Linked DNA regions of Homo sapiens: region 1 is linked to region 2. Evidence: read pairs that join two places in POLR2A ChIA-PET (ENCODE). Cell type or tissue: endothelial cell of umbilical vein. All regions are shown on one strand. Region 1 overlaps RAPGEF4 (Rap guanine nucleotide exchange factor 4). Region 2 overlaps RAPGEF4 (Rap guanine nucleotide exchange factor 4).

Region 1 (4,000 bases), 57 kb after region 2:
ACAACCCATACATATCATCTTGTAGTTAACCCTGAACACTAGCATTCAAAATATTTTCTATCCTGGTGATTATTGCTTCTATTATGCTTTAATTATTGCTTACTGCTTATATAGTCATTGCTTAATATTGCTTATATATGCTTTAATTATTAACATGAAAAGTGGTTTTGCTATTAATTTTTATTGCAATTGTACATGACTTTGACCCGAGGGTGGGTTGGGTAGACTTTTGAAAAGGAGCCTAAATATGTTTACAACATCGCTCCTATAAAGGGCTTGCAAATGAACTTGTGGAAAACAACCTTTTTGCCAGTTGGGGGTTTGGTATAATTTTGATTCTTGCTTGAATTTCCTTAAAAATCACAATAAGTTATTTAGGGAATAACAGTTGCCAAACTTTCTGACAAATCATAATGAATGGTTATGTTCTGAAAGGTCAACTAGCCATCTTTTGGCTCCCATTTCCTCTTTAAAACCGAGCTATTTTGAGAATTTCCATTCCTCGTGCTCTTTTTTCTTCCCAACCCTGACACTATTTGTATCCCCTCAGTGGCATTTTTTAACTCAGGAAAACTTAAATAAGTTCCAAGATTGCAGAAGAGCCTTATTATTTGATGATTGTGGGTCTTGTCTGGGAAAAACTCCAAACATAGATTTGCCATTTTAAGCAATTCCTTTGAATTCTCATTCTATTGTCAGCAATAGCTCTATATTATTGGTTTATCATTGATTTTTCCCTTTCCCTTTACATAAGTTAACTAGAGCACTCCAATTTCCTCTTCTCTCTTACTTTTCTTAGTTTATAAGTCCCTGAAATACTGTATTGTTCTAGCTTTTTGATTTTTAGAGAACACACACACACATTAGACTTTGCCATAATCATAAACCCATCATTTTTTCACTCCTCACTATGATTCTTTCTTCTTTGTCACCCTATTTTAATACAATCTGCTGCCATATTCTGTCATGTTCCCTTTTGAAATATATTTCAGATTCATCTTTTCCCCCTCATTCCCACAGGCACCATCCTGTCTCAGGTCATATTCTTATCAAAGGTACTGTTCCACCCTTCTAGCCAGCTTTCCTGCCATCCTACTCAGTCCCCCACCTCCCCTGTGCTCCACTGCACACTCAGTCCACGGGGTAAATGATACTACTATATCCTGTGAGGGCAGGAGAGCACCTCCTAACACCCAGGTACATCTCTTCTCTTAATTCCTGTATGATGAATGTTACTTTCTTCATTTCACAAAGGAGGAAACTTCCTCTCCCAAGAGATTAGGTATTTTGTCCCAAACCACCTAACTTGCAAGTGTTCAAGTCACTAGCCCTCAAATCTGAAGAGGGAGGGTGATCTGTGTTGCAACAGAAAAATTAAGCATCTCCATAACAAGGATTTAATATTTAATACCTTTAAAGTCAAGGAACTAGACAGACTTGCCGTTATCATATCAAGGGCAATAGTTTTCAAGAGATGGGATTTATAAGAGAAACGTATAAATCCAAGTGTCTGCTCTCAAAGAGTTTTTAATCTAGTTGGTTACAGCATGTATCTAGAACATGCTAGATACACAGCAAATGCTAAATAAACACTTGCTGAAGTTGGGACCAGAGAATGGAAGGTGAGCCCTTGCTGCTGTCTCTGCTCAGCTTGCCACTAATTGTACTATTTAGTCATAGGATGCTTCTTAATATAAAATGCTCTCTCTGACACTTCCTTCTGACCCGGTCCCAAAGAATATCAGAACAATACACTGTTAAGAAAAAAGGCACTGAGATTACTGGGCTGCCTTCCAAACTGCAGGGGCCAATTTATTTTTTCCTAACTACAAGATAATTATTGCTGGATATTATTATGGGATTTTTCCATATGTCCTTTAGTTAGGACAGTGATGACCGAATGCTGCCTTTTAATGTACTCTGATCTCCTGCCAGCTTACCTCATTCTACCACTTTGTCTTTGGTTTTTATTTTTGTGATTATTCAAACTTCCCATCGCCTAATCAATACCTCATTTGGCCATTGCCGCTGTTGACAACACACTTCGACAAAGACTCTTTGAAAAGGGTCTTTTTTGCTGGCAGTGGGCTCATTTAAAGCAAGTTCTTGCTACGTGCATCATTTTGGCAAACAAGGACAAGTTCAAGGAAATTAGAGGCCAAACTTGACAGAGCACTGGGTGCAGCTGCTGGCCCAGCTGTGCAGTGATTCTCAACTGGTCCATTACCTCCAAAACTCAACTATTCAGCACAGCTTCCCTAGTCCAGCACTCCTGTCGGTCTAATATATTTGGCAACAGCCATTATTTCAGAAATGAATGCTCATGTGTATTTATAGAAAATCACATGCCTGCTCTATCAACAATTAAACAGATTAAGATTCAGCAGACATATTCCTCTAATTAGGACAAGATGGAAGACATAGTGTATAGAACCCTGCAGTTTGGTCAAGGTTTATTCTTTCCTAACAAGACTGCCATACTACATTTCATCAGTCAAACACCTAGGCTCGCCAGGGACACCATCTTCCTGGTATAGCATTCACTTCCTGTGTCTGCCCCATGGAATTTTCAGTCAGGGGATTCTATTTGCAACTGGCACTTCAAGATACCCCCTTTTCCCTCCCTCTAACCACACTATAGGATCAATGGACTGTTTTAAGGCTTGTTTTGAAATAACATGTGGACAGCATCATGTGGTCACTAATTTCATTCAGTTACACCCTTCCCCTGAGCCTCAGTGTATGCTGTATGCTCACACTTAAGTAGTGTCTCCTCTGAACAAAAGCCTGATCACACTGTCTGGGCCATAAATTCCATCTTGCTTCGCTCTTGCCCATGCATTATTTAAGCAATCTTCTCGGTGAGCCGGCATGAGAATTTCCCTCAGAGCAACAATCAGCAGGCGCTTTAAGCCCTGTTCTAACGGGAAATGTAGGATATCTCAGAGAGTTCCACCCATTCATAGTCTCGATAATGAAATATGATAATCTAATTTGGTAAAAATAAACTGTGAAATCAGAGATTTGAGGCAAAAACTTTAAAGATGCAATTCAGACTAGCAATCAATGCTCATTCAGTTTCTGTACCATCTCAGCTTTCTCCTTGTGCAGATGCTTAAGTGATGCTAAATTAAATAATTGACAAATTTTTAAAACTGCTGAAAATTACCATCTGTACTTAATTTTGGAATATAAAAAGGTCCATAGAAAACACCCTTTATGATTATTTTGTCTAATAACAGATATGAAACAATACAAACATCCCAGTCATAAAATATAATGCGTTTCTAGCAGGCTGGCTTTACATATTTAAACATAGTTTTTCAAAACAAAAGACCACAGGAGGAGTGAAATGCTGGGTGACAAATACATTTTTTAAAAAAACAATTGCCAAATAACTGAGTTTTTCATTTCAGATCTACTCCTCTAACCCTTCACTTCCCCGTAAAACAAAACCAAAAAAAAAAAAAAAACCCAAATAAACAAAACTCACGCACAGGCTTCCTGCAGACAGTTATGACAACCATTACTTTTTTTTACATTTCTCTCCTGGATAAACACTGGGTTAAACTGTTCTCTGTTAAGAACTTTATTAGGTTGATATTACATTTACACAAAATGAAGTCTACTTCTGTAAATAAACATGCTTGAGGCTTCCATGAAAACACAGAGAAGAGAAACAAGCTCCCTGTATATGTGAACACACTGCTAAATACATGGATAAAACAAGCTGAAACTTACACCAGACACTTCTCCCAGGTCCACCACGGCAGGAGCCCTAGGGGTACATTCTAGTTTTTTTTAAATCCATGTTCTCCTCTTCTCACTGATGGGACTACTCAGGCAACATGGTCAAGTTGCAATCAGCTTCTCCCTTAGTGATGTATGAGAGCTGGACTGATTTATCTTGGCTTTTCTGCAGCATATTAGCACTAATGTTTCTGCGTATGCATCCTACCTTTCTTTAGCCGTAGCCCCGGCTTTATCATTGGTAATCTAA
Region 2 (4,000 bases):
CAAAAAACTAGCTGGGCATGGTGGTGCATGCCTGTAGCTACTTGGGAGGACCGCCTGAACCAGGTTTGGTTAAGGCTATAGTGAGCAATGATCATGTCACTGCACTCCAGCCTGGGTGACAGAGTGAGACCCTGACTAAAAAAAAAACAAAACAAAGACAAAAACAAAAAAGCAAAAAACCTGAGTGCTCATCCTAGTAGGCAGTAGTACAGAATGCAGGAGGGGTGAGGATGAAAGAGACTTTGGAAACATTCCCTAATTGAAGCTTTGATCCACACCTGGGACCACACAAGACATAAAAACGCAGTCAGAAAAGAGGCAGAGAAGAGCTATTCTCTGAAACAGAGAGTATTAACAGGCTCGCTATCACTTCCCAGGTCTGTCAGAAAGAGGAAGGATGGCCTCAGGTCAGCACTCTGAAGCTCATCCCAAATCATCCATTCATCCATCCACCCATCCATCATCCATCTGAAAGAACTAGGGTTGATTGTATGAGGTTATGGGATATAACAGAAGCTTACTTTCTAGCAGGTTCAATAAGATAAATACACAGTTGCACAAATCACCATATATGAGTAGCTGGAAATTAGGGTATCTGTAGAGAAATGACACTGAAAAGGTGATTTGAGGCCACACAGGAACTTGACAGTTGGGCTAAGACATTAATAGTCTTGGAATTTCACCTTCCATGGCAGGCAATGGATGATCATTGAAAGGTTTCAAGCAGCAGAGTGATATGATCAGGAGAAAGGAGGGAAGGAGACTGTCTAACATTAAAAGACGTTTAAGACATAACACCAGATGACCATAGCATGGCCCTTGACTGAAGTCCAGTTTGAGCAATCAGCAATAAAGACATTCGGTTGGGAACATTTGAATATGGATTGGGTGGCGGATGTTACTAAGGAAAATCATGCCAGCTATTAGGTGTGATTGTGGTGCTCTGGTTACACATGAAAAAGTCCTTATTTTCAAAAATGCCTGGTGACATATTTGGAGTGACGTGTATATGTGATTGTGATTAGAAGAAAAAAAATGTCAAAAATAATATTAAAATGCATATTAATTTACTACTAAGAAATATATTGAAGTATTAAACTATTGACATCAGTTAAATGAAAGTGATGAAAATAAGGGTGTTAACTGTATCATTCTCTCCACTTTCTGTATGTTTGAAATTTTTCATAATAAAAAGTAAAAAATGTCTTGGGGAAATCAGGCCTAGACTAGACCAAGGGTGAGATAGTGAAGGTTCACAGCCAGTTGACTCATCTCTGCCCTAAAATCCAAAGAGATGAGGCCCAAGGCCAGGTGGCTGCAGAGGGAACTGAAAGGAAGACTGTGAACATGCAAAGGAAGGGCGCTGGGCCCGGGCAAGCAGGGGTGATGGCGAGAGAAAGGAGGAGTCCAAAATGGCTGAGGTTTGGAGCCCAGCACAAGAGGAGAACAATGGAATTGTCAGAAACCGGCCTCTCCAGAGGAGGGGCTGGTTTTGCGGGAATCAGAATGTGTTCCCTTATCAACATTTTGAGCTTGAGAGGCCAGCAGGACAACCAGGTAGAAAAAGAACCTGAGGTCACCTGGAAACTTAGGCTGCCCCTGGAAGGATCAAACAGAGGTGTTGGTTTGGGAAGTGTTTGTATCAGTTGCAGGAAAGGATGCCATGGAAGAGGGGAGAGTGAGTATGGAGAAGGAAAGAGAAAAGAAGCCATGGCTAAACTCTTCCATAAGCGGGGGAAGAAGTACCTATGGAAGAGACCAAAATGTGAGTGGCCAGAGAGAGAGGAGGAAGCCAGGATAACACAGTGGTGCCCCGGGAGCCAAGGCGGAATGGAGTCTGGACGTGGGCAACGGGAATGATCAGGTCTGGTTATTGGTTGGTCACTGGTAACTTTAGAGTGGTTTATTCAAGAAGTATGGGGCAAAATCCAGACTTTGAGGGGTCGAAGAGTGACTGGAGGTGAGGAAATAGCCTATGCCATTTGGGAGCTTTTTACATGCCTGGCACCCTTTGAAACAACATACTTTGATTCACTTGATCTTCACAACAACCCTCTGAGGAAACCAAGGCACAGAGAGACTACGTGCCTTGCCAGATGTCAGCTAGAAGACAGCATTGCTGGGATTGCAACTCAGGTGCTTTAATTAGCCAGCCATCCCTGGCTCAGCCAGGAGAGAAAGAAAGCAAGAACAAGAGAGGAAAGGAAGGATGAACCTGTCCCTCCCACCCTCCTCCTCTGCAGGAAAGCAGAAGGCAAATGGGGAGACAGGGCAGAGGCTGCATAGAAATAGTGAAATGCGGGGAGGAAAATGAGGATGTTCACTCAGGATTGCGGTCAAGCAGGGAGAGAGATCTCTTGCAGTGAGTGACTGGTCAGCGAGGGAGGGTGGGAATTCTAGGATCCAGGAAGAGGATCTGAAGGGTGGCTGGCTGTGGCTCTGAAGATGCAGGGACTACCTGCTGCATCACTGGGTCTGCTGGCTGAAGCACTATAGCTCCAAAGACTCCAGGACCTGGAATCTTGTTATATGTGTACACACAAGAGCTTCATAAGGAGACTCACAGATGCAATGGTAACGAACGCTAACCATGTTTCCGACATGCATGAACAGATCAAAAGACTCAGGGGACATACGGGTTTCTTTGAGTTTAGTGGGGACCCACTAGAGAAGAATACCACAGAGAAAAACTTCGTTTCTTTGCTGACCAGCCAGAGACTGGTCTCTCATAAAAGGCCTGGATGTTTTAAATTAAAAATATTTAATATGTACAACACATTGTTTTGATATACATATACCTAGTGAAATGACTACTCCAGTTAAGCAAATTAACCTATCTGTCACCTTCCATAGTCACTTTGTGTGTGTGTGTGTGTGTGTGTGTGTGTGTGTGTGTGTGGTAAGAGCATCTAAAGTTCACAAAGGCCTGGAATTGGAAGAGGCCATGATTTAGAAGATTAAATAAATGACTCACCCCACTTCTCCTCTTCATCAATAGAGTAAAAAAAAAAAAAAAAAAAAAAGCAAGAGGTGGGGCTCTCAGGTATCCAGATGGGACTGAAACAAATACAGTTCGTGCATCCCTTCTTTAAAAGGGCACAGAAAGAACACTGGATTTCACTATAAGATGAAGATATTTTGGGAAAGTATTCTATGCATGCCAAAGTTCCAGCTGGCACCAGAGCATACCTCTCTCTATCAGCTAAGACCACAGACTAATACTATATTAACCATTTCTTTAAAAATATCTCCAGTGTGAGCTGGCAGGTTTGTTTATCCACAAAAGAGTCTGGAGACTTACTCTGACAAGCTGGTGTAGGACATATTTTTTGTCACATGAAAACACATACCACACGACAAATTTTTAGATACAAAATGTTCACATTTTCCACTTACTGTCATTGTTAGAGCCCGTTTCCATAACACCATAAGGAGGAGCCAGAAGTCCTGCCATATACTGTCGATATTTCTGAAAGACAAGATTGTAAACTCAACACACAGATATTTACTTGCTTTGAGCATTCATTTATTTACATGTTAAAAAGCAGAAATGCTGGGTGTCAGGAAGCATCTGAGCCTTGTATTTATAGAGCCATGAAACGTGTTCTCCGGGGTCTCTGGTCTGAAATAAAGATGTTGTGTTCTAAACAGGTCTTCCTGAATAAGACTGAATGTGCCCGGGGGCAGGGGTTCTATCTCCGCCAGTTCATTTATATATCTGTGGCTGCCTGAATTGTGTGGGATATTTAGCACCCCCTGCACCCCTCCCCAACCCCACAAACACAAGCTCAGCTTTTTGTAGAGGGAAAAGGCACTCGAGCTTTATAGATGCAGATACAAATAAATGTGCTGCCTACTTAATAGGTGAATGGCACTGAATCAGCTTCTTTCAAAGCAAAAAGAAACGCATCTTGAGAAAAATGTCTTTTTTGAAAGAAGCTGATTCGCTTCCATTTACCTACTTCCTTTTACATCGTACACCTGCCTGTTTATGTGACCT

The links. ChIA-PET counts read pairs that join two places held together with the same protein. Peaks named below come from ENCODE experiments on the same cell type or tissue, not always from the same donor. Only the 100,000 strongest peaks of a DNase experiment are listed, where the experiment ranks them.
Region 1: POLR2A ChIA-PET joins it to region 2 with 7 read pairs; 3 of 35 experiments call an interaction of 5 or more read pairs at or near these places.

Annotation. Positions count from the first base shown.
Region 1 is chr2:172,860,041-172,864,040 of GRCh38, reverse strand. The region is part of intron 4 of RAPGEF4 (Rap guanine nucleotide exchange factor 4); the gene reads right to left. Among named protein-coding and RNA genes, the nearest start is that of RAPGEF4-AS1, 130 kb to the right of the region's middle. In endothelial cell of umbilical vein, no CTCF peak of the experiment used is centred here; DNase peaks (open chromatin) are centred at 1,770 and 3,810; H3K27ac peaks cover 458 bases.
Region 2 is chr2:172,917,271-172,921,270 of GRCh38, reverse strand. It overlaps RAPGEF4 (Rap guanine nucleotide exchange factor 4), which reads right to left. Exons shown (of 31, transcript NM_007023.4): 5 at 3,397-3,469. Among named protein-coding and RNA genes, the nearest start is that of MAP3K20, 160 kb to the left of the region's middle. In endothelial cell of umbilical vein, no CTCF peak of the experiment used is centred here; no DNase peak of the experiment used is centred here.